Regions from separate parts of the Homo sapiens genome. Here all the other regions are linked to region 5. The links are chromatin contacts, found by Hi-C or POLR2A ChIA-PET in ENCODE. All regions are on one chromosome and are shown on one strand. The core of a region is the stretch at or near the end of the contact, and the rest is flanking DNA. Distances in the headings are between cores, read along the strand shown. Region 1 holds the start of RPL19 (ribosomal protein L19). Region 2 holds the start of MED1 (mediator complex subunit 1). Region 3 holds the start of PSMB3 (proteasome 20S subunit beta 3). Region 4 holds the start of CCL3L3 (C-C motif chemokine ligand 3 like 3). Region 5 holds the start of SYNRG (synergin gamma). Region 6 holds the start of RPL23 (ribosomal protein L23). Region 7 holds the start of ZNHIT3 (zinc finger HIT-type containing 3).

Region 1 (3,455 bases), core at 189-2,688, 1.6 Mb before region 5:
ACGTGCCTTAGTCCCAGCTACTTGGGAGGCTGAGGAAGGAGAATCGCTTGAACCTGGGAGGCAGAGGTTGCGGTGAGCTGAGATCCTACCACTGCACTCCAGTCTGGGTGACAAAGTGAGACTCTGTCCCAAAAAAAATAAAATAAAATATAAAGAGTAAATTAGCTGGGTGTGGTGGTGCACACCTCTAATCCCAGCTACTCAGGAGGCTGAGGTGGGAGAATCACTTGAGCCTGGGAGCAGGGGTTGCAATGATCAGATGGCACCACTACACTCCAGCCTGGACAACAGAGCAAGACTGTCTAAAAAAAAAAAAAAAAGTCAACACAATTGTGTTATCATTAATCTGACGCAGGAGAAAAGAAGGAAGTAGGGTGAAGAGACAGATCCCAGGTACTCACGGGAGTTGGCATTGGCGATTTCATTGGTCTCATTGGGGTCTAACCAGACCTTCTTCTTGCCACAGCGGAGGACACTAGAGGCGAGCCTCTTCTGAAGCCTGAGCATACTAGACACACAGAAAACATGATTAGACTCTGAAAGCCAATCCTGGGCAAGAATGAACGTCCCCATCAAGACCTGCCCTTTGTGACCCACACCACAGCCGCGAAATAAGACTCTTCCCTAAATCATCTTTAAGGCTCTGGGCTATGCAGCTGGCCCCCTTGGGTTTAAGACTTCAAAACCCACGCTATGCCTTCACCTCTCGGAGCCTCATGTTCGCATTTCTCCTCTGGAAAGTCAAGCCAAGGACTTATTGGATTGAATAGGGGGGTTATGCCATTTCTGGTACTCAGCGTTTAAAGAATATTCGAGGTGAGTAGACCTGATTTCTAGTCTAGGAATGCAGGCAAGTTACTCTGTTTTCTGGGCTTATTTCCCTGTTTTATCACAGTAACAAGCCTCGTTCGGCTATTCGCAGAGATTTCCTTTATGAGAGGCCAAAGGAGTGAATGGAGTCAAGAGTTAGAGATCACCTCTCTCGGCAGTCGGAGGCCTGGGGCCTACACTAGGCTTGCCCTACATCACGTGAAAGCAGAGATCGGCTCCGCTCCGGGTGTGCCAAGCAAGAAAGGGCCCACGGCTTGGTCTTGTTCGCTCCGTTTGCTCTGCTCGCGTGGGTCGACCGGACACGTGTGCGGTGCGGCACCAGCCGGGGCAGACTTTTCCTGGTCTCAGTTGCTGCGACGCTCCCCGCCCCCCCTCACTCCGGAGGCCCGGGACGAAAGTGCTCCGGCCTACCCCAAACCCCGGGACCGGCCGCTTTAGGGCGGCCTCCATTTCATCTCCCCCAACCCCAGCTGCGGTCCCAAGACCGACAGTCCCTTGTCGACACGCGTCAGCGCCTGATGGAGACCAGCTCGCCCTCACCTCATGGCTGCGGCCGCAGCAGCGAAAGGAAAGAGCTCGCTCGGGCCCGGCTCCTCCCATTATCTGCGAAGGGGAGAGCCCAAACCCTGCTCCAATTTCGTCCGTATTCCTGTCCGGTTCTTTCATCTTCTGCCACACTAAACTCACTCATAGCCTCCATATAGGCCTGAAATGATAAAAGTCAAATATCAGAAATCGGTTTTAAACTTAAAAACATAAAAAAGTACCCCTTCCGTAGGGAAAGTGGTATAGTCCGACTTCCTACTAGACATGCGCAGCAAGGGTTCCCAATCACGTGGTTATCTGTAACCGGAAGTCAGCTGGATTGCGCAGGCGGAGTGAGAGAGGTTTTGCTAGAGTGGCCTGGTGTTTGCGGGCGTTCGGGGGGTTGTGGGTGGATGTTTTATTAGCTGAGAAAAAATCAGTTAAAGAAGCGAGAGAGAATGACAACAGATATCAGACAAAGGCGAACTCTTATTCACTCTTGTAGTAGATTGAAAACCCCTGGAGTGCAGAATCGATCACTAAAAGATGTTAGTGTTTTTACGCCACTGCGGGTCTTGCAAGCTCTTGGAGGGCGGGAACTAGTCTCAGTCTCATTTGGCTCACAACTGTACTGCGGCAGGCATGGATCCGCGATCGAACACACCTCAGAAATACCGCACTGGCTGAATGGATGAATGATTGCAGAAAGTAAAATTAAAAAAAAAAAAAATTGGGTTGGGCTCGATGGCTCATGCCTGTAATCCCAGCACTTTGGGAGGCCAAGGCAGGCGGATCACTTGAGGTCAGGAGTTCGAGACCAGCCTGGCCAACATGGTGAAACCCTGTCTCCACTAAAAATACAAAAATTAGCCGGGCGTAGCGGCGCGTGCTTGTAATTCCAGCTACTGGGGAGGCTGAGGCAGGAGAATCGCTTGAACCCAGGAGGCGGAGGTTGCAGTGAGCCGAGATTGCGCCACTGCACTCCAGCCTGGGCAACAGAGTGAGACTCCGTCTCAAAAAAAAAAAAAAAGCAGTCCTTTTCTTCTGATCTGGAACACCCAATGTAAAAATCCAAGAAGAACATTCTGGGGTTTAAGAAGTCTACATCTGAATTGAGGCTCCAACTCATGATTGGTTCCTGCTGATCACCCTATCCGTTTCATCTCAACTTTCCTGGCTGAGAAAGTAGAAGAGAGAGAAAGGGAAGCAACATTTATGCTACTTCCTCACAACAACACGATTAGCGTTGCCCTCATTTTACAGCTAAGGTAACAGATTCAGAACACAGATATTTCTGATTGCAAAGCCCATACTTTTGCGGTTATGCCAGCCTTTCTTGTCTCCAAGGGGCAGGTGGAAACCCTGCTCAGGGTTGGAACTCTCCTGGAACGTTTCTAATGGGCTTCATCTTCACTCACTGCTCCGCCTTCCCCAAGGTGTTGTGATCAGAGGAATGACAGACTGACCATTCACTTGCTATTAGAGTTGGGTGAGGAGGAGGAGTCCCATAGTCTCCTGTCCTGCGGAACACAGCAAGGTGGTGGCCTTATTGTAAGGTCACTTGACCTGGAGAGGGTCTTCTCCATCTCTCCTTTCTGTGGAGCAGGAGAAGGGGTGGAGTAGGAAGGGAATGGGTCCTCCTGTCATGAGTGACCCCTTCATTGAAACTTACAGCTTCTCCAAACACCCCAGCAATTCATTTAATTCTCCCTCATCCTCCCAATAATACCAGGTGACACAGACTCCACAGTACCAGCAACCCCATTTTATAGGAGAGGAGGAAACTGATGCTCAGAGAGGTGATTTGTCCGGGGCTATACAACCAGAAACAGCCTGAGCCAAATTGGCGCCAGAGTCTATTGCCCAGAATCTCCTATTCCTCTTCTCTCCACCAGTCATGGTGGGTGGCATCCAGATCTTGGATGTTTCTCCCTAAATCAGGGGTAAAGGTGGCGCAATTCTAGGTCAAAGGTCATGAGATCTGATTTTACCAGCTTCTCCTCTCTCAGCTCCATATTTCTTCCTCTTTTCTCATCCAAGAGCAGGGACCTCACCCAGCCCCATTCCTGGCCTTTTGGAAGAACAGGGGTTGGGGGGGC
Region 2 (3,311 bases), core at 773-3,272, 1.8 Mb before region 5:
TTTGGCGCCTCCTTCAAAGCTTAGTCACTTACAATTTGCCCATTGTACCCATTTTCCTATGTATACTGTTCCTATATGTACCTTGAATACTTTTCTTGTTTAATGACATGGCTTTCTTTTTTTTTTTCAGACTCCGTCTTGCTCTTATTGCCCAGACTGGAGTGCGATGACACGATCTTGGCTCACTGCAACCTCCACTTCCCGGATTGAAGCGATTCTCCTGCCTCAGCCTCCCCAGTAGCTGGGATTACAGGCATGTGTCACCACACCCGGCTAATTTTTTGTATTTTTAGTAGAAATGGGGTTTCACCATTTTGGCCAGGCTGGTCTCGACCTCCTGATCTCAAGTACCTGCCTCAGCCTCCCAAAGGACATTGCTCTCTTATCTTCTAGAGTAGAACTTTTCCAATGGTGTCTCTCATCTGCATTTTCAGATGACAAATGATAACTTCTCATTCCATTCTGTAACCAGAAGTTAGTAAAGTTTATTTATAAGCTTTATAAAGTTAAAAATTTCCTAGCAACACTTAGTACAGACTTTTTTTTTTATTTGTATAGAGTTTCCATGATAAAGTGTAGTTGGGTATCTGGCATTGGTACTTAGGGCATAATAATTAATGAAAAAATTTTGAGCCCCTATGATTATAGTGACCAATCATATTTTCGGAACTCTAAATAAGATTAGCCTATCAAGCGCTAGGGTTGTGTTTTCATGTTTGTTTATTTGTCTGAGACAGAGTCTTGCTCTGCCACCCAGGCTGGAGTGCAGTAGCATGATCTCGGCTCACTGCAACCTCTGCCTCCCAGGTTCAAGCGCTTCTCCTGCTTCAGCCTCCTGAGTAGCTCCGCGACCAGCCGTGTTTTCATGTTTGTATTAGCAGCTCCAAATATACACATATTAGGACTCCACAGATGCTTACTAAGTGAAGAACACTTAGTTTGAGGATAGTAAAGGATACAGTTTTTTCTTTTTGAGACAGTCTCACTCTGTCACCCAGGTTGGAGTGCAGTGACGCGATCTCTGCTCACTGCAACTTTCGCTTCACGGGTTCCAGAGATTCTCCTGCTTCAGCCTCCCGAGTAGCTGGGATTACAGGAGCGCACCACCACACCTGGCTAATTTTTGTATTTTTCGTAGAGACGGAGTTTTACCATGTTAGCCAGGCTGGTCTCAAACTCCTGACCTGATGATCCACCTACCTTGGCCTCCCAAAGTGCTGGGATTACAGGCATGAGCCACTGCGCCTAGCCAGAAATAGTTTTGAAACTAAAAAAATGAGAAAAGGGGAATTAACTGTGCTATAGGCTCGCTTTGAACGTCATGTTACAATGCGCCACTATCTTTCTTAGGATGTAATTATTGCATCTAGTATCTCAGGTTAAACTTATCTTTCATAAGACACTCCTGATACCAATAGCCTTTGAAAATCTAGTCATGGCCGGGTGTGGTGGCTCATGCCTGTAATCCCAGCACTTTGGGAGGCCGAGGCGGGCGGACAGCGAGGTCAGGAGTTCGAGACCAGCCTGGCCAACACGGCGAAACCCCGTCTCTACTAAAAATAGCTGGGCGTGGTGGCGGGTGCCTGTAATCCCAGCTACTCGGGAGGCTGAGGCAGGAGAATCGCTTGAACCCGGGAGGCGGAGGTTGCAGTGAGCCGACATCGTGCCATTGCACTCCAGCCTGGGCGACAAGAGCAAGACTCCATCTCAAAAAAAAAAAAAAAAAAATTAAAAAAAAAAGAAAAGCTAGTCTTTCAGTACAGGGATCTGGAGATTTTAATTTGCGAGCTGTTTAACTGCTAAAATAAAAAAAAAATGGCGGTTTCCGCAGGGGAGCCGAAAGCTACCGGCCGGCAGGTTTAATATCCAGCGGCGCGAGGCCTGAGACAGCTCAGATCAAAGGGAAGACTGCGCTGAAAGAAATCTCGCGAGGCCGACGCATTGACCAATATTCGCGAGATTTCGATGCCCTGTCCTCTTCCTCTCTCTGGCAGGACCACGGTTTATCTCGCGAATTTTGGGAAGTTCCGTTGGGGAAGATGGCGGCGGCCTCGAGCACCCTTCTCTTCTTGCCGCCGGGGACTTCAGATTGATCCTTCCCGGGAAGAGTAGGGACTGCTGGTGCCCTGCGTCCCGGGATCCCGAGCCAACTTGTTTCCTCCGTTAGTGGTGGGGAAGGGCTTATCCTTTTGTGGCGGATCTAGCTTCTCCTCGCCTTCAGGATGAAAGCTCAGGGGGAAACCGAGGGTAAGTGACTGTAGGGGAAAGGAGGGGGCGGGACACAACTGGGGGAGCCAGTTTGTGAGAGGAGGTTCTTGCAGATGTCCCATGGGGGCCACTTTAGGGGCATAGAGTCCAGGAGAGGGAATGTGTATTAGTTTTAGATTGTCACTATACCCTCCTTGGTGATTATAGAGCTTCGACTTTAGGGCGATGGGGACTCTCAACTTCTGTGAAGATTTCATGCTCGACTAGGGCACTTTTGGCCTAAAGTGGTGGGAGACGGGGCAAATGAATACAAAATCAGCTTACATCTCGTTCCAGAAGAGACGCCTGAATAAATTTAGGGCTGTGTGTAAACGTACTGGAGACTATTTTGGCATCAATGAAATGATTAGGTCCTTATATTTATTAGCAGCCAGCAGTTCTCTACAATGTCAAGTGTTCAGATCCTGTGCCATTGTGTATTTTTAAAGTGCGCTGAATTTCGTTCTTTTATTGACCGAACTACGAACTGCAGAAAAACAACTTTTCTGTGGAACTTTACTAAGATTTTCTAAAGTTCCACACTCCGGCTAAGATGCTGCCTTAGCATTTTGGGCATAGTTCTGTTGATACAGTGAACTGTGTTATTGTTTATCTTCTCCAGTTTCCTCTGAGCTTTGCAGATTAGAGTCCTTGCCTGATTATTTTTGTATAGTTTCTGGCACGTAATAGTCGCTCAAAAAGTGTTGGAGCATCGAAGTACAGATATTTATCAGCAGGTTTCTCAAGAAAAACAAAGAGTGTGTTTTGGAGCAGAGGTCGAAAGGTGAGGCCGGGAGCAGTGACTCACACCTGTAATCCCAGCGCTTTGGGAGGCTGCGGCTGGAGGATCCCTGGAGCCCAGGAGTTCGCGACCAGCCTGGGCAACATACTGAGGCCCTGTCTCTACAAAAAAAATAAAAAAATTGCCGGGCACTGTGGCTCACGCGTGTAATCCCAGCACTTTGGGAGGTTGAGGCGGGTGGATCACCTGAGGTTGGGAGATCGAGACCAGCCTGACCAACATGGAGAAAACCCGTCTCTACTAGAAATACAAAATTAGCCGG
Region 3 (3,574 bases), core at 759-3,258, 1.1 Mb before region 5:
CCTAGTGAAATGAGCAGTCATTGCCCAGAAGGAAGCAAACGCAGTGAGAAAAGCCCTCTGAAGAAAAGGAAATGGTGTGAGAACAGCAGTGACTGCAGAAGGGAAGGCTCACGGGAGACTTCACTGACAGGAACCCCAGGATGTCATTCTCTGACTCTACCAGACAGGAAAAAAGGGCAGGCTGGGTGAGATCTCAGTAAGTGTTATGTTCTTGAGACTCAGGGAGTTTTAAGAGAAATGAGAACATTTTCTTTTATTCTTTCTTTTTTTATTTTGTTTGAGACAGAGTCTCGCTCTGTTGCCCAGGCTAGAGTGCAGTGGCACAATTTCAGCTCACTGCAACGTCCGTCTGTCAGGTTCAAGCAATTCTCCAGCCTCAGCCTCCCGAGTAGCTGGGATTACAGGTGCCCACCACCCAGCCTGGCTAATTTTTGTATTTTTAGTAGAGACAGCGTTTCACCATGTTGGCCAGGCTGGTCTGGAACTCCTGATCTCAAGATATCCGCCCACCTCAGCCTCCCAAAGTGTTGGGATTACAGGTGTGAGCCACCGCGCCCAGCCGAAATGAGAACATTTTCTGACAGGCATCCACCCACGCTTGTGAGCTAGTCTCTCCACCTTCTAGGAAACAAATCCAGGACCTGCTGCTCCTCAGGCACCAGTACCCTGCAGGACCTGCCCCCTGTGACCACGTATTCCCTCCTGAAAACCTATCACCGTTCTTTTCCTCTCTTATTCTTCTCTGGCTTCTCTTCGCCCCTCACTGCTAAATGTAACGTTCAGCTCTCAAACTGCCGCTCATTATTTCCCTCCCTACAGACTTTGTCTCTCCAGAATCTGCTCCCATAGATTTGGCACATTGCCAATGCTTCCCCAACCCTGAGATGTAATAACAAAACCCCAACTGCTTGCAAGATGTTTCTATTGGGCTTGTCTTGTCTGCTCAAAATTGTTGTCAAAATCAAAGTCAGGCCAGGTGTGGTGGCTCATGCCTGTAATCCCAGCACTTTGGGAGGCTGAGGCAGGTGGATCACTTGAGGTCAGGAGTTCGAAACTAGCCTGGCCAACATGGTGAAACCCTGTCTCTACTAAAAATACAAAAATTAGCCAGGCATGGTGGTGCGCGCCTGTAGTCCCAGCTACTTAGGAGGCTGAGGCACGAGAATCGCTTGAGCCTGGGAGGTGGAGGTTGCAGTGAGCTGAGATCATGCCACTGAGCTCCAGCCTGGGTGACAGAGCAAGTCCCTGTCTAAAAAAAAAAAAAAGAAAGGGAAGGACATGTTTTTTGGAGGCGGCAAAGTCTCAAACTCACTGGTGGTGTGTGGTAGATGACTGACACCTTGGCCGGTCAAGACGCCGGGGTTGGATGGTCCAAGAAGAGGCCTGGGTGTGGGCGGGGACCCTTGAAACTTACACTGTCTGGACGTCAGTGGCGAGCCCGGCCAGACCGATGTACAGCCGGTCACCCATGGGAAAGATCTTCTGGAAGTCCGTGGTCACCATCTGGGCCTGGATCCCGAAGCGCCTGTCTGCAGCGATGGCCACACAGTTCTTCCCCTTCATGGCCATGACGGCCCCTCCGTTATAGGACATAATAGACTAGGACAGACAGAGCGGAGGGGTCAGCGCGGGGGGTCAAACGCTGCCACAGCCCCCGGCCCAGCTCCTGATGCGGAGGCTCCTGTACGCCCGTTCTCCATTCCGGAGGCGTCTGAACCCCTGGTTCTCCAGCTGGGATGAGCACTGTGTGGCGGCAATGAGCCGCACTCACCCTCTTGGTCCTCACCGGGGCCCGCTCCCCTCGAACTGAAACCGCTTCCTTCCATCGACCCTAGGCCCTTTTCGTCCCCAAGCCTCTCCTGACCCCCTCCGCTTCTCAATCCTTCCCCATGCCCCTTTGCTTTAACTCCCCATCTCACCATGATTGCGGTGTACTAGGATCCCTCGATCGCCAGAGCAATTCCAGTAAACCGGGTCTAGCCTTCACTGCGCAACCGCTCTCACTGCTGTCTCTTCATTGGCTGATAGGCGGACTCTTCCTGGACATCTGGGCTTTCTATTGGTCACACGTCCCTGTCGGTCACCAGTACAGGTAGTTTGGTTGCAAAGTCAAAACGGAGGCGGGAAAAGCGGAAGTGAAAAGTCACTGTGGCTGCGGAAGAGACTTGCGACACGGTGCATAGTGGGATCTCGGCGGACCTGGACTCGGGACCTCAGGGACTGGGGGCGGAGCCTGCGCGCACGTGGGCTGGTGAAACTGGGTTTAGGAAGCTGCGGCCCCAGCTGAAGGGGCACCGTGACGCTTATCAACGTGATGTATGAGTTCGTCGTATTAGTCGTGCTAGCTTATTTATTCACTCCAGAAATCCTGCGTTTACTGTGTACCAGGCACTTGCCTAGGCTCGGAATATTCACTGGCCCACAACAGTGCCTAGTATATAGGAGGCGCCCATTAAATGGAAATTTAATGATGCAGGTGGGAAGGGGAAGGCGTCGCGTGTAGGCGTCGCGGGTATTTTGCGGCTGCAGGGGTTCAGCTGTGAAAGGGAGTTTGGAAGCCGAAGCTTGTTCTGATTTGGGGGACTTCCTGCGGCCCGACTTCACGTATCCTCAATCTCAGGTCACCCTAAAAAGGGACGTTCCGCGCCTCTCCACGTTTGAGGTAGAACCTGAGGATAGCCAGAGTCGACCTCTCGCCGTTCCAATGGAGGAAGGGCGTGCACGTCCCGCGTCCTCTCCTCCCAAGCTCTTTCGCCTCCCTCCCCCATCAGGATCCTTCCCTTTCTCCCCCGGGTTCCACTTATTTCGCCCGATGGCGGCATCTCTTACGGCGTCTGCGCCGTCCAGGCTCGCTCCCATTGACTCGGCTCACTACTACGCCGGTAGTCGACTCGGTCTCTGTGGCGCAATCGGTTAGCGCGTTCGGCTGTTAACCGAAAGGTTGGTGGTTCGAGCCCACCCAGGGACGCTATGACCTTTTTTTTTTTTTTTTTTGTCTTTTGGGTTTTTTTTTTCTCCCCGGAAGATAAAAACCTAAGCCTTTTACTCAAAAGCCAAATTTTGCATTGAAATGGCAGCAGCAATACTTTTTCTAGGAGAATCACTGTTCTTGAAAATTCTTTGCTGCTCAGTCAATAATGGGATAATTTCTCCAGCACTTCCCTCCACACCCCCCCAACCCGCCTCCAAGCTAGATCGCAGGAAACCTAAAGACACAGGTTTTTGTCTCACTGTGCATGCAACACGTTTCAGGATGCATTTTTTCATAGGATTAAGAATGAATTTACAGTGGAGGTTCGACAGTTTTCTATTGTCTGCCTCAATCGATATTACAGTCTCCAAATACTACATTTGGAAGGGAAGAGAATGAGAGAGACACAGAGAGAGAAACAAGTATGAAGAGAAACAAAGGTGAGAAAGGGAGAACATTGTTGTGATACAGGGAAAGAAGGGACGTGACAGAACTAGGCAGGGTGGGTAGGGGAAGACCTCAAGACAATGGAGAGTGGGAAAATAGACGCATTTAATATTAGAAGCATCAGAAAAAAAGGAAAACAACACATTTTTTCCCCCT
Region 4 (3,446 bases), core at 2-2,501, 1.4 Mb after region 5:
TTAATTTTTTCCATGCCTAGAGTTGGCATGGCATATATATATCTTTATACAATTCTTCAAATTTTATAGAATTTGTATAATGTTTTATCTTGCTTTTTTTTTAACCACTGATGTTATAAGCATATTTATGCCACTTCATTCACGTTAGAGACTTAATAATAAAGGATCTTGTGGATAATTTATCATTCCCTGATAGAGAAAAATTTAGCTTTGCTTATTTTAGAGTTATAAATGATGCTGGGTCAGGTATCTTTATGTTTGAAGATGGCTCCATATTTGGGTTGTTTCCACAGAACTCTTTCCCAGAAATGCTTTTTCTAGGTTAATGGCTACACATATTTCTAGGCACCTGACATACTGACACCCACCTCTAAAGTATTTTTATGATCCACAACTAGCGTTTAACACAGCGCCCCAGTCACTCCGAGACTAATAAATAGACAAATGACTGAAACGTGACCTCATGCTTTCTATTCCTCCAGCTTTCATTGAGTTCCTTTCCTCTGGGAGGACTGGGGGTTGTCTAGCCCTCCACAGCATCAGCCCATTGACCCTATCCTTGTGGTTATAGCAGCTGAGGAAGCAGAATTACAGCTCTGTGGGAAGGAATGGGGCTGGAGAGTTCATGCATAGACCAATTCTTTTTTTTTTTTTTTTTTGAGATGGAGTTTCACTTTTGTTGCCCAGGCTGGAGTGCAATGGCATGATCTCAGCTCACCACAGCCCCCACCTCCTGGGTTCAAGCGATTCTCCTGCCCTCAGCCTCCCGAGTAGCTGGGATTACAGGCATGTGCCACCACGCCTGACTACTTTTGTATTTTTAGTAGAGATGGAGTTTCTCTTTCTTGGTCAGGTTGGTCTCAAACTCCTGACCTCAGGTGATCTGCAGCCTCGGCCTCCCAAAGTGTTGGGATTACAGGTGTGAGCGACCATGCCTGGCTGCATAGACCAGTTCTTATGAGAAGGGATCAACTAAGAATAGCCTTGGGTTGACACACACCCCTCTTCACACTCACAGGAGAAACCCCATGAAGCTAGAACCAGTCATGAGTTGAGAGCTGAGAGTTAGAGAGTAGCTCAGAGATGCTATTCTTGGATATCCTGAGCCCCTGTGGTCACCAGGGACCCTGAGTTGTGCAACACTCAGCATGACAGCATCACTACACTTAAAAATTTCCCTCCTCACCCCCAGATTCCATTTCCCCATCCGCCAGGGCTGCCTATAAAGAGGAGAGATGGCTTCAGACATCAGAAGGACGCAGGCAGCAAAGAGTAGTCAGTCCCTTCTTGGCTCTGCTGACACTCGAGCCCACATTCCATCACCTGCTCCCAATCATGCAGGTCTCCACTGCTGCCCTTGCCGTCCTCCTCTGCACCATGGCTCTCTGCAACCAGGTCCTCTCTGCACCACGTGAGTCCATGTTGTTGTTGTGGGTATCACCACTCTCTGGCCATGGTTAGACCACATCAGTCTTTTTTTGTGGCCTGAGAGCCCCGAAGAGAAAAGAAGGAAGTTCTTAAAGCGCTGCCAAACACCTTGGTCTTTTTCTTCACAACTTTTATTTTTATCTCTAGAAGGGGTCTTAGCCCTCCTAGTCTCCAGGTATGAGAATCTAGGCAGGGGCAGGGGAGTTACAGTCCCTTGTACAGATAGAAAAACAGGGTTCAAAACGAATCAGTTTGCAAGAGGCAGAATCCAGGGCTGCTTACTTCCCAGTGGGGTCTGTTCTTCACTCTCCAGCTCACCCTAGGTCTCCCAGGAGCCCTGTCCCTTGGATGTCTTATGAGAGATGTCCAGGGCTTCTCTTGGGCTGGGGTATGACTTCTTGAACCGACAAAATTCCATGAAGAGAGCTAAGAGAACAGTCCATTCAGGTATCTGGATCACATAGAGAAACAGAGAACCCACTATGAAGAGTCAAGGGGAAAGAGGAATATAGACAGAAACAAAGAGACATTTCTCTGCAAAACCCCCCAAATGCCTTGCAGTCACTTGGTCTGAGCAAGCCTGCCCTCCTCAACCACTCAGGGATCAGAAGCTGCCTGGCCTTTTCTTCTGAGCTGTGACTCGGGCTTATTCTCTCCTTTCTCCGCAGTTGCTGCTGACACGCCGACCGCCTGCTGCTTCAGCTACACCTCCCGACAGATTCCACAGAATTTCATAGCTGACTACTTTGAGACGAGCAGCCAGTGCTCCAAGCCCAGTGTCATGTAAGTGCCAGTCTTCCTGCTCACCTCTAGGGAGGTAGGGAGTGTCAGGGTGGGGGCAGAAACAGGCCAGAAGGCCATCCTGGAAAGGCCCAGCCTTCAGGAGCCTATCGGGGATACAGGACGCAGGGCACTGAGGTGTGACCTGACTTGGGGCTGGAGTGAGGTGGGTGTTACAGAGTCAGGAAGGGCTGCCCCAGGCCAGAGGAAAGGGACAGGAAGAAGGAGGCAGCAGGACACTCTGAGGGCCCCCTTGCCTGGAGTCACTGAGAGAAGCTCTCTAGACGGAGATAGGCAGGGGGCCCCTGAGAGAGGAGCAGGCCTTGAGCTGCCCAGGACAGAGAGCAGGATGTCAGGGCCATGGTGGGCCCAGGATTCCCCGGCTGGATTCCCCAGTGCTTAACTCTTCCTCCCTTCTCCACAGCTTCCTAACCAAGAGAGGCCGGCAGGTCTGTGCTGACCCCAGTGAGGAGTGGGTCCAGAAATACGTCAGTGACCTGGAGCTGAGTGCCTGAGGGGTCCAGAAGCTTCGAGGCCCAGCGACCTCAGTGGGCCCAGTGGGGAGGAGCAGGAGCCTGAGCCTTGGGAACATGCGTGTGACCTCCACAGCTACCTCTTCTATGGACTGGTTATTGCCAAACAGCCACACTGTGGGACTCTTCTTAACTTAAATTTTAATTTATTTATACTATTTAGTTTTTATAATTTATTTTTGATTTCACAGTGTGTTTGTGATTGTTTGCTCTGAGAGTTCCCCCTGTCCCCTCCACCTTCCCTCACAGTGTGTCTGGTGACAACCGAGTGGCTGTCATCGGCCTGTGTAGGCAGTCATGGCACCAAAGCCACCAGACTGACAAATGTGTATCAGATGCTTTTGTTCAGGGCTGTGATCGGCCTGGGGAAATAATAAAGATGTTCTTTTAAACGGTAAACCAGTATTGAGTTTGGTTTTGTTTTTCTGGCAAATCAAAATCACTGGTTAAGAGGAATCATAGGCAAAGATTAGGAAGAGGTGAAATGGAGGGAAATTGGGAGAGATGGGGAGCGCTGCGACAGAGTTATCCACTTCACAAAATTCTGGAACATTGAAACTACGAATATGTTATAACTCAAATCGTAATATGCACGCTCTAGGAGAATTAACTACTTGAATGGCCACCATTAAGCAGAGTATTCTGTAGGGCATATTCATGATGAATCAAGCTCTTAATAGCAATTATTTACATTGTTGAGGCTTA
Region 5 (3,309 bases), core at 240-2,739:
ACTATGTGCTACATAAATTTCAGCTTCACACAAGGAAGGGAAGGAGTGAAATTAGTGAACAGGCAGTTACAGCAAAAGAAAAAACATAAAAATTGAATAGCTGGCTCTGGTGAAATGAGCAAGGACTTTAGAGTCAAACTGGCCTGGATTTGAATCCTGATCCTCATTGCTTGTAGCTGTATGATCTGGACAAATGACAGTAACTGTTTCTAACCTTGATTTTCTCATCTGTAAGATGCCAATTGTAACTCCTAAGGATACTGAGGATTTTTTAAAATGCGTGTACAGTTCCTGACCAGTGGTTTGTGCCTAATAACTTATTACAAATTATTACCCAGTAAAAACCTTGAGACAAGAGTGAAAACGTAAAGCTAATTAATCCATTACTTGTTAGCAAGCAAACTACGTGCTTGAGAAAATTACTCAACTTTCATGTTTTACTTCCAGACAGTAGTTTGATTAAAAGAAAAAAAAAAATCACAGCCCAGGCATGTGGCTCACACCCTGGCACTTGGAGGCCGAGGTGGGAGCATAGCTTGAGCCTAGCAGTTTGAAACTAGCCTGGGCAACATAGATCCTATCTCTACAAAAAAAAAAAAAAAAAAAAAAAAAAAAATTGGCCCGGTGTGGTGGTGCATGCCTGTGGTCCCAGCTACTCAGGAGGCTGAGGCGAGAGGATCGCTTGAGCCAGGGAGGCTGAGGCTGCTGTGAGCCATGATCATGCCACTGCACTCCAGCCTGGACAACAGAGCAAGACCCTGTCTCAAAAAAAAAAAAAATCAGTAAAAAATATGCCGAAATAGCTTCAGAGTAATTATGAATTGCCTTCCAAAAACCACTGTTTTGCACTTGCCTGCAAGAATAGGAAAAACAAAAGGACTGTAAGGTGGCAGGATGGCAGAACCAAACAAGAGTAGTACACCTTGGAGTTTTTTCGAAATATGGGTTGGGTTTTTGGGCTCTTGGTTGATTTAAAATAAAATTTAAATGCCTTCAGCGTCTGTGATAGGTGCCAACATGAAGCTACCGAGTTCCAGAGAAAGAGGGGAGAGCTGATCACTCATCAGTGCTGCGAGACTATCAAAGGGCCCTTCAGGACCTATCTGTTCTTTGTGTGTAAAGAGTAACAATAAAAGAACACCAGTGTACCCACCGTATAGTTTAAAAATCAGGACTCAGCCTACTCTTTCCACTAACCGCGATCATGGTTTTCAAACGGAGGACCAACGGCGCTTTGCCACTGGGCCGCCAGCTGGGCCCTGCAGAGGGCCTACCAGACAATGAATCAGCTCCCTTGGAGAGGCGCCCGCGACCGCCCCACCAGCCCGAGAGCTAGAATTGAATCTGGGGGACCCCTGCGGCGCCGGGTCACGTGCCGTGGGCGCGCCACGCCTCCCCGAGGGCCGGGGGAGTCACGTGGGCGCGAGGCCCCGCCCCATCGCCCGGTCCGCGGCGAGGTGGGGCCTGGTGTTTGACCCGGAAGTGGCTGTGTTCAGCTGACAGCTGCTGATAAGGTGGCGGCGGCGAAGGCAGCGGCAGGTCGGGAGCAAGATGGCGCTGCGGCCAGGAGCTGGTTCTGGTGGCGGCGGGGCCGCGGGAGCTGGCGCGGGGTCCGCCGGGGGAGGCGGGTAGGTGTGAAGAGCCGGGCGGGAGCCCGCTGGCCTCCGCGGGGGCGGCGAGGGGCGCTTGGCAGTTATGGCAGTTTTCTCCAGCCCTGATCCTTTTCCTTGGAACTGGGCTGCGGGAGGAGGGTCATCCCCCAGGGACCCAGGCCGAAAGGGGCGTGTGGAGCCCAGGTGCTGGACGCTGGTGTTCCGGGATCAGTTGGGGGCGCCGGCCGCCTGGAATCGAGCGGGGAGCGAGCGCGCGCCCAGTGTGGGAGGGGAGAGAAGATGAGGGTCCTCTTGGGGTGGGGGGGGGCGGGGCAAATCAGGAACCGCGACTCCGCTCCTAGTCCTAGCTGCCTCTGAAGCGACCAGGGTCTTCCCTTTCCTTGGGCTTTCTAGACTTAACCGGATATGTTGGAGGGAGGGCTTTAAAAATCTGTTCACAAAGCTGGAGGACTGTTTCCAAGGGGGGTGTGTGTGTGGACTATTTGTCTCTTCCCCTTTTAGAGTGTCCTGTCCTCTTTATTTCCTTAACCCGCGACAAACAGCAGGAACATCTAAAGACCTCTGAATTAGTAATGGTCTTGAGATAGAGTTCTTGTCTTGTACACTAACTCTTAAGACTTGTCTGTCTTCTTTTTAAAAAGGCATTTAAAAACAAAGAAAGTGCACTGTTAAACAGCAGTTGCGCATTTATTAGAACAAAGCTTCCAGACTCAGCCCTTAAACAAATCTGCCCTCTGCCACATTTCAGCCAAGAACTGCCGTGGTTCTTATACCCAGAATGGTAAGGGAGATGTACGTTTTACAAGCTGACAGATTCGTTATCATTTAAGGAAATATTTTATTCTAGGAAGTTTTCACTCCACTTCTATAATGACCTAGTCTGATTTTGTTTTACTAACCAACACACAACAGCACACACATTTGGAGGTAAAAGTAGCTTTGCATCTTCAGTATCCTAAATTGTCTTTGGAAAACGAAGTGTTAGGTTTTTTTTTTATATGCAGTGTTTCAATTTCGGAGTCGTGAACACTACAAAAGTGTAAGGACCTTAAAGTTATCACCTCTTGCAGGTGCTTGTCAGGAAACGAGCAGTGGCTGTTCAATAAACCACCTGTGTGTAACCCCATTTTTCATTTCCTCTGCACATCTTTAACTTTAGATTTTTAAACTTTTTGCTTTCTCTTTTGTTCTCTCCGTTGTTTCATTAGAGGGTTTTTTAAAAAATAAATACTTCGTGTAAGCCAGTTTCTGGCTGGAGAAGAAACATATGTAATAATTCCCTTCTATTTGTTTTTTCTTTTTCTTTTGTCTTGTTTTTTTTTTTTTTTTTTTTTTTTTGAGAGGAAGTCTTGCTCTGTTGCCCAGGCCAGAGTGCGGCGGCGTGATCTCGACCCGCTGCAACCTCTGCCTCCTGGGTCCAAGCGATTCTCTTGCCTCAGCCTCGGAGCAGCTGGGATTACAGGTGCGCGCCACCATGCCCGGCTAATTTTGTTGATTGATCGATTGAGACAGAGTCTCGTTCTGTCACCCAGGCTAGAGTGCAGTGGCACGATGTCGGCTCACTGCAACCTCGACCTCCCGGGTTCAAGCGATTCTTCTGCCTCAGCCTCCCAAGTAGCTGGGATTACAGGCGTGCGCCACCACGCCCAGCTAATTTCTGTATTTTTAGTAGAGACGGGGTTTCACCATGTTAGCC
Region 6 (3,092 bases), core at 148-2,647, 1.2 Mb before region 5:
TCACTGCCGCCTCTGCCTTCTGGGTTCAAGCGATTCTCCTGCCTCAGCCTCCGGAGTAGCTGGGATTACAGGCGCCCGCCACCACGCCCAGCTAATTTTTGTATTTTTAGTAGAGACGGAGTTTCCCTGTGTTGGCCAGGCTAGTCTCGATCTCCTGACCTCGTGATCCACCCGCCTCGGCCTCCCAAAGTGCTGGGATTACAAGCGTGAGCCACAAGGCCCGGCCACTATTTATATTTTACACTTGATCTTGGCCAAAAGGCCGAGAAGCGATACTATTTATATTTTTATAATACATATCCCCATCTAACATACTACATACTGCAATTACTTATTATATCTTTTGTTTAGTGTCTAATATCCTCCTCCACCTGCACCCCAGCAGAATGTAAGCTCCATAAGGAAAAGAATGTTGATCTATTTTGTTCTCTGATGTAATCCGCTGTACGCCCTGGACAGAACCTGCTGTAAAGTAGGAGCTCAATAAGTATGTGAATTAATGTATCGTGGGAAGGAAAGAACCCAGAGAATAAGGGGCGGCTGAAGCTGTGAAAGGAGCAATTAGGCCTGGCGCGGGGGCTCACGCCTGTAATCCCAGCACTTTGAGGGACCAAGGCGGGCAGATCACTTGAGATCAGAAGTTCGAGACCAGCCTGGCCAATAACATGGCGAAACCCCGTCTCTACTAAAAATACAAAAATTAGCCCAGCGTTGTGGCGGGCGCCTGTGGTCTCAGGTACTCTGAGGCTGAGACAGAGAATTGCTTGAACCCGGAAGACGGAGGTTGCAGTGAGCTGAGATCTCGCCACTATACTCCAGCCTGGGCGACAGAGTGAGACTCGGTCTCAAAAAAAGAAAAAAAGAGTGTGTGTTGGGGGGGACGGGTCAATAAATAGAGCAATACTGTATATGTAAAATACAGAATGGTATGATACCAAGAACACATAGATGGAATGATCTGCAGCACTTCTCAACTGTATTACATTCAACGAAACCGTTTAGAGCTTGTTCTCCCTCCCTCCCCCACTTTCTTTGTTCCTTGGGGAACCCCCACACGGCACAAACCGTGTTTTAATTCCTATTCTCTAGTGTGCAGATAAGTGCCTGGCACTATTAAGTGGTCAAAAGAGGTCGTGAGCAAGTTAACAAATCACTGTTTCCATGTCCCTAACTACTCTTAAGCTCGTAGAGAAGATACTTCCTATCTCTTGCGCTTCTACCTCAACTCCCACTTCGCAGAGAGGGCTAAAAGCGACGTCGTAAACTTATTACGTAATAAGGCAGCGCCCAGAGGCGGAAGAGGCCGGTTTTTGCTCCGGCCACGTGAGGAGGGTGGGCGGGGCGTTAAAGTTCATATCCCAGTGTCCTTTGAATCGACTTCCTTTTTTCTTTTTTCCGGCGTTCAAGATGTCGAAGCGAGGTGAGGTTTTGTTTCTGGAGGATCCTCCACCATCTGTCGTGCAGTGGCTGGCGGATTCGTCAGGAGCGGTGGCCCTAGGCAGCTGGGGCGCTTTGCTCTCCTTCAGGCCGGAGAGAGAGAGCCAGGCCACCGCGAGAGCACTGCCAGGGCCCTCGAAAGTGGCAGTGGGGTGCTGGAGAGTTGAGATGGCAGGATCCCGACGTGAATGTAGTCTGGATACCGCGAGATCGCTCCGCGAATAGGGCTATCGTAATGGGGTTGAAGTTAGACTGGATTAGGCCCTGGTTTGCGCGACCTCTGCGGTTTTATGCCTTGCAGGAGTAATTGCGTTTTGCGAAAGTTAGAGCAAGGGTTGAGTCGTCTAGGTTTCTTAATTTCGATGTCAGAGTGTTAATAGTAAGAAATAGGCTACTTTCCGTGAGAATCGGGTGGCACATGGGGACGGCATAAGTAAAATCCGAGCGAGCTAATCTATAGCGTACAGTCTATCAAAGCATGTGCGGTGAATTACAGCTTGAGTATGAGGGGGAACTCCGAACCATGTCTAGATTGTGATCTCTTTATCCTGTTTCCCTTCCCTTTATATCCACAGGACGTGGTGGGTCCTCTGGTGCGAAATTCCGGATTTCCTTGGGTCTTCCGGTAGGAGCTGTAATCAATTGTGCTGACAACACAGGTGAGGTCTTTGCACGTTGCTATACTCCCCCTTTTAAAAGCACTCAATGGGCCTGTGGCTAATGACCTATTGAGCCGTCAAGAAAGGGGAGAGTGAAAACATCGCTTTTGGGTGAAGTGGCAACATGTGTTGTTTGCTTCAATCGGTGGTGTGACAAGGCGTTCTTGCGGACTAACTGCTTGGGCAGTGAGTGGAGGGAGGGGCTTTGGAAGTGTTTGGGAAATGTTATACTGATGGAACGGCCTGATGGCCCTCAACATTTTTTATTTTTATTTACATTCTTTTGTAGGAGCCAAAAACCTGTATATCATCTCCGTGAAGGGGATCAAGGGACGGCTGAACAGACTTCCCGCTGCTGGTGTGGGTGACATGGTGATGGCCACAGTCAAGAAAGGCAAACCAGAGCTCAGAAAAAAGGGTGAGTAAACACTGAGCCCACCTTAATACTGATGAGTAGTGGGGGGACGCTTTCCTTTATTGGAAAATGGATCAGTTTTCAAGGCCTCAAGTTTGTTTTCCATTGAGAGGCAGTGTGAGATAAGTATCTTAAGTTTTTGCTCATATTGTGTTGGAGGGGGGACCATCATCTTGTCACTTCCATACCTTAGTTGTTTTTTTGTTGTTGTTTTTGTTTTGTTTTGTTTTGTTTTTTGAGATGGAGTCTCTCTCTGTCGCCCAGCCCATACTGGAGTGCAATGGCACGATCTTGGCTCACTGCAACCTCCGCCTCCTGGGCTCTCAAAAAAAAATATATTACAAAACGAAAACAAGCTGCCCGTTGCTTATTTTATTATTTGTTTTTGAGATGGAGTCTCACTTGTTGCCCAGGCTGGAGTGCAGTGGCACATATCTGTTCACTGCAACCTCCACCTCCCGGGCTCAAGAGATTGTCCTGCCTCAGCCTCCCGAGTAGCTGGGATCATAGGTGTGCACCACCACACCCGGCTAATTGCTCATTACTTAATCTCAGGCTCCCCACTCAAAATTTTTCCTGTC
Region 7 (3,380 bases), core at 862-3,361, 1.1 Mb after region 5:
ATGCTAATTACCCTAATTTGATCCTTAAACATTGTATACAGGTATCGAAGTATCACACTGTAACTCAAATTGTATGCAATTATGTGTCAATTAAAAACAAATATTAAAAAGAAAAATCAACCAATAGGAGGCTTTATATAAATAATGGTCGTACCAACTATATAATGAAATAACATACAGTCCTTTAAGTCAGTGAGCTAGAACTTGTATGCACTAGTCTTTATTTTTAATTTTTTTAATTTTTTTTTAGATGGAGTCTCACTCTGTTGCCCAGGCTGGAGTGCAGTGGTGCAGTCTTGGCTCACTGCAACCTGCGTCTCCATGGTTCAAGCAATTATCCTGCCTCAGCCTCCTAAGTAGCTGGGATTACAGGCGCGCACCTCCACACCCAGCTTATTTTTGTATTTTTAGTAGAGATGTGGTTTCATAATGTTGGCCAGGCTGGTCTCGAACTCCTGACCTCAGGTGATCCACCCACCTTGGCATCCCAAAGTGCTGGGATTACAGGCATGAGCCACTGCGCCCAGCCTGTATGCACTAGGTTTTAAAAAGTGCCCAATATATAAACTCAAATGAGGATGTTGGGTACAGTCTCATTGCTGAGATTCTAAAAGCTAAAAAAAAAAGTTCTATATATTGGTACAAGAGTGGAAATAAGCTGAAAGAATCTACATCAAGCTTTTTTTTTTTTTTTTTTTGAGACAGTCTTGCTGTCTCCCAGGCTGGAGTGCAGTGGTACGATCCTGGCTCACTGCAACCTCCTCCTCCCAGGCTCAAGCGATCTTCCCACCTCTGCTTCCTGAGTAGCTGGGACCACTGGCACAGGCCACCACGCCTGGCTTTGTTTGTTTATAGAGACGGGGTTTCGCTATGTTGCCCAGGCTGGTCTCAAACTCCTGAGCTCAAATGATCCGCCCGCCTCGGCCTCCCAAAGTGCTGGGATTACAGGCGTGACCCACCGCGCCCCACCTACATCAAACTTTTTTTTTTCTTTTTTTTTCCAGACTGAGTCTGGCTCTGTAGCCCAGGCTGGAGTGCAGTGGTGCGATTTCGGCTCACTACAACCTCCGCCTCCCGGGTTCAAGCGATTCTCCTGCCTCAGCCTCCTGAGTAGCTGGGATTACAGGCGCGCACCTCGCCCGCCTAATTTTTGTATTTTTAGTAGAGACGGAGTTTCACCATGTTGGCCAGGCTGGTCTCGAACTCCTGGGCTCAGGTGATCCACCCGCCTTGGCCTCTCAAAGTGCCGGGACCACAGGCGTGAGCCACCGCGCCCGGCCAGGTCACTTCTTTTTAACTGTACAAAAGTGTGTTCACATCATACACAGAACTTACTTGGTTCTTTTTTTCTCTTAACAAATCAAGGACGTCTCCTTGTATTGTACATGGACTTACCTCTTTGTTTCTAACAAGACATTATTTACACGAGTGAAAATACTGTTAAAGTTAGCGCAGTTTCAGCCAAATGGTGAGGGGCTACATCAGAATACTGAGGAAGAAACTGCTAGGGTAGACCTCGGTGGGAAAAGCAATCGGAAACTATTTCTAAGCAAAAAAGAGTAACACGCAGAAGGAGAAGCGGGGTAGAAGAAAGGCTACTGACCAAAACCCTGAGAGCGATTACAGGCAGGGACAACAGAGGGAACTGTCCGACACACAGAGACACCAGGGACCAAGTCAGAGGAAGCAAGGTTCCTGCAGAACCCGCGGAGACCCGAGGCGGGAAAGGAAGCGCAGCCCAAGGGTCCACGCCCCCAAGACGGAGGCTGGACGTGGGGGCTGCCCCGTGCGCAGTGGTACGAGGGCTGGCGGGGACGGGGCTCACCTTTGTGCTTCCGGAAGCAGACTACCGAGCAGCTGTAACAACAGAGGCCACAGGCCGCGTCAGCCCCGAGGGTCCCCGGCCCCTCCAGCAGCCCGCCCGCTCCCGCCCGGCCTCCCGGCCTCCCGCCCTCCCGCCATGGCCGGACACCCGCGCCCCTGGACCCCGCGACCTCCCCGCTCACTAGGGCACGCGGCAGGCTGGACAGCGGTATTTGGGCTTCTCCAAGCAGATCACGCAGACGACGGTGCTACATTTGAGCGACGCCATGGTTTTGTGGAAGGAGACTGTTCACTGCGCCGCCGCGCGCCTCTCACGCAGCCGCGCCCGCGTGCACGCCCCTTTTTCCGTTTCCTAAACGGGGACCAATCAGCGCTCAGCAGGTAGGCAAAAGCAATGGACTGATCCTGCTCACTGTTCCAGCCCTCGTACTTAGAGCGTCGATACACTCGATGCGCATCTATTAGCTGCGTCCCAGGTTTTCCTTGATTAGATCACAGCGTCGAAGAACTTGTTATGTAGCCCAGTCCCTGTCCCTATGCGGCCGTGTGGCTTGGAGCAAGCCATCGACACTGTCCAGGTGTGTTGCCCCGCATGTAAAAAAGAAAACAATACATGGAACTAAACGTCCTTTACTTTCTGGCTGGGACTTCCTGAATCTTGCAGGGACATTGGGGTTCATCCGCCCATCTCATCTGCTTATTCTTGGCAAAGGACAAGTCCAGACATTGGGCGAACCAGAATCGGTTGGATCACGCAGTAGACAGGAACCTGCCCTTCCCAACCTAGACCATTTTTCACTGGGGAAAGAAAGATGAGCCTGAACAGTGGCAAATGTTTGAGCTCCAACTGTGAGCCCTTCCGGGCTGGGGACCCCCCGGGGTCTTCTAATGAAGAAGTCGTCTCTGTCCCCTGGGAACTAAATGCTTAGAGTGAAAGTAGGACGGGGAAACGGGGAGGAAAGAGACTCACTCTTAGAGTCCTGCCGTCGCTACCCTGCACCTGCACGCCCCTGAGACTGAGTGCTTCTTAAATTTTGCACTCTAGGCTCCTCACACCTCCCCCTAGTCCCGGAAGCTAATTGACCAGGAAGCAGGCCAGTGACCACTAGTCCCAAGACGGGGATCCCAGGCAGATGAGTCTGGATAGATGGGCTATGATGGGACTTGAATGCCACCACAAACTTTAGGTTTAGAAAAAGTAATGTTTTTTGTTGTTTGTTTTTTAAGGAAATTTGCTTGCAGCTAGGCATGGCCCAGCCTTACCTTAGCTCCCATCCTACCTGCACTGGGCCCTCCCAGGGCCATAAATCACCCTTACTCCCAAGTGCCTCCTCTTCTGTGTTGGCCGTTCAGCCTTCAGGGTCCCTCTTCAATAAAGGTGTCTGCAGGGATGTATCTGCAACAACCGAGGCAGTGGTTTGAACCTTGGCTCAACCCCCTCCCTGGCTGTGTGACCTGGAGGGGTTGGTTACCCCCTCTGAGCTCCCTCATCTATTAAAGTGGATGTTTGGGCCTACTTTCCTGAGCTGTTGTAAAGCAGAGAGGAGACCATGTGC

Evidence for each region. A loop is a pair of places that touch in the nucleus more often than their neighbours do. ChIA-PET counts read pairs that join two places held with the same protein, here RNA polymerase II (POLR2A). Pooled maps may share reads with other maps.
Region 1: a loop to region 5 is called in a map with no recorded cell type, with 14 times the contacts of the local background. The contact joins the promoter of RPL19 here to the promoter of SYNRG in region 5. A Hi-C loop is called at or near these places in 1 of 37 single-sample maps with no recorded cell type and 4 of 50 pooled maps. POLR2A ChIA-PET finds 5 or more read pairs at or near these places in 1 of 52 experiments (activated T-cell).
Region 2: a loop to region 5 is called in a pooled map, with 5 times the contacts of the local background. The contact joins the promoter of MED1 here to the promoter of SYNRG in region 5. A Hi-C loop is called at or near these places in 8 of 50 pooled maps. POLR2A ChIA-PET finds 5 or more read pairs at or near these places in 2 of 52 experiments (HEK293 and activated B cell).
Region 3: a pooled map shows a loop between it and region 5 (9-fold over the local background). The contact joins the promoter of PSMB3 here to the promoter of SYNRG in region 5. A Hi-C loop is called at or near these places in 2 of 37 single-sample maps with no recorded cell type and 9 of 50 pooled maps.
Region 4: a loop to region 5 is called in a pooled map, with 8 times the contacts of the local background. The contact joins the promoter of CCL3L3 here to the promoter of SYNRG in region 5. A Hi-C loop is called at or near these places in 2 of 37 single-sample maps with no recorded cell type and 2 of 50 pooled maps.
Region 6: a loop to region 5 is called in a pooled map, with 9 times the contacts of the local background. The contact joins the promoter of RPL23 here to the promoter of SYNRG in region 5. A Hi-C loop is called at or near these places in 1 of 37 single-sample maps with no recorded cell type and 7 of 50 pooled maps. POLR2A ChIA-PET finds 5 or more read pairs at or near these places in 1 of 52 experiments (HepG2).
Region 7: a map of naive thymus-derived CD4-positive, alpha-beta T cell shows a loop between it and region 5 (9-fold over the local background). The contact joins the promoter of ZNHIT3 here to the promoter of SYNRG in region 5. A Hi-C loop is called at or near these places in 2 of 168 maps with a recorded cell type or tissue (breast epithelium and naive thymus-derived CD4-positive, alpha-beta T cell) and 8 of 50 pooled maps.

What each region holds. Positions count from the first base shown.
Region 1 is chr17:39,198,266-39,201,720 of GRCh38, reverse strand. RPL19 (ribosomal protein L19) reads right to left here and starts at 1,438. Exons shown (of 6, transcript NM_000981.4): 1 at 1,372-1,438; 2 at 402-508. The coding sequence starts at 1,376. LOC124903996 (a long non-coding RNA gene) reads left to right here and starts at 507. Exons shown (of 2, transcript XR_007065745.1): 1 at 507-816; 2 at 923-1,566.
Region 2 is chr17:39,449,974-39,453,284 of GRCh38, reverse strand. MED1 (mediator complex subunit 1) reads left to right here and starts at 2,022. Exons shown (of 17, transcript NM_004774.4): 1 at 2,022-2,247. The coding sequence starts at 2,223.
Region 3 is chr17:38,751,175-38,754,748 of GRCh38, reverse strand. PSMB3 (proteasome 20S subunit beta 3) reads right to left here and starts at 2,008. Exons shown (of 6, transcript NM_002795.4): 1 at 1,920-2,008; 2 at 1,415-1,599. The coding sequence starts at 1,922. It overlaps TRN-GTT2-5 (tRNA-Asn (anticodon GTT) 2-5), which reads left to right and starts at 2,895; the gene lies at 2,895-2,968. It overlaps LOC100287808 (a long non-coding RNA gene), which reads right to left. Exons shown (of 1, transcript NR_149004.1): 1 at 2,997-3,574.
Region 4 is chr17:36,194,563-36,198,008 of GRCh38, reverse strand. It overlaps CCL3L3 (C-C motif chemokine ligand 3 like 3), which reads left to right and starts at 1,251. Exons shown (of 3, transcript NM_001001437.4): 1 at 1,251-1,411; 2 at 2,097-2,211; 3 at 2,633-3,140. The coding sequence starts at 1,336. The coding sequence ends at 2,723. LOC128966706 (a long non-coding RNA gene) reads right to left here. Exons shown (of 2, transcript XR_008485584.1): 2 at 1,542-1,879.
Region 5 is chr17:37,607,598-37,610,906 of GRCh38, reverse strand. SYNRG (synergin gamma) reads left to right here and starts at 1,489. Exons shown (of 22, transcript NM_007247.6): 1 at 1,489-1,628. The coding sequence starts at 1,552. DDX52 (DExD-box helicase 52) reads left to right here. Exons shown (of 15, transcript NM_007010.5): 15 at 1-1,168.
Region 6 is chr17:38,852,026-38,855,117 of GRCh38, reverse strand. RPL23 (ribosomal protein L23) reads left to right here and starts at 1,397. Exons shown (of 5, transcript NM_000978.4): 1 at 1,397-1,420; 2 at 2,013-2,096; 3 at 2,386-2,514. The coding sequence starts at 1,408. It overlaps SNORA21 (small nucleolar RNA, H/ACA box 21), which reads left to right and starts at 2,123; the gene lies at 2,123-2,255. RefSeq lists enhancers at 1,144-1,253, 977-1,760, 1,251-2,450, 1,761-2,544.
Region 7 is chr17:36,485,412-36,488,791 of GRCh38, reverse strand. It overlaps ZNHIT3 (zinc finger HIT-type containing 3), which reads right to left and starts at 2,111. Exons shown (of 5, transcript NM_004773.4): 1 at 2,007-2,111; 2 at 1,826-1,857. The coding sequence starts at 2,092. It overlaps LOC105371749 (a long non-coding RNA gene), which reads left to right and starts at 2,113. Exons shown (of 3, transcript XR_934710.4): 1 at 2,113-2,205. RefSeq lists an enhancer at 1,457-2,390.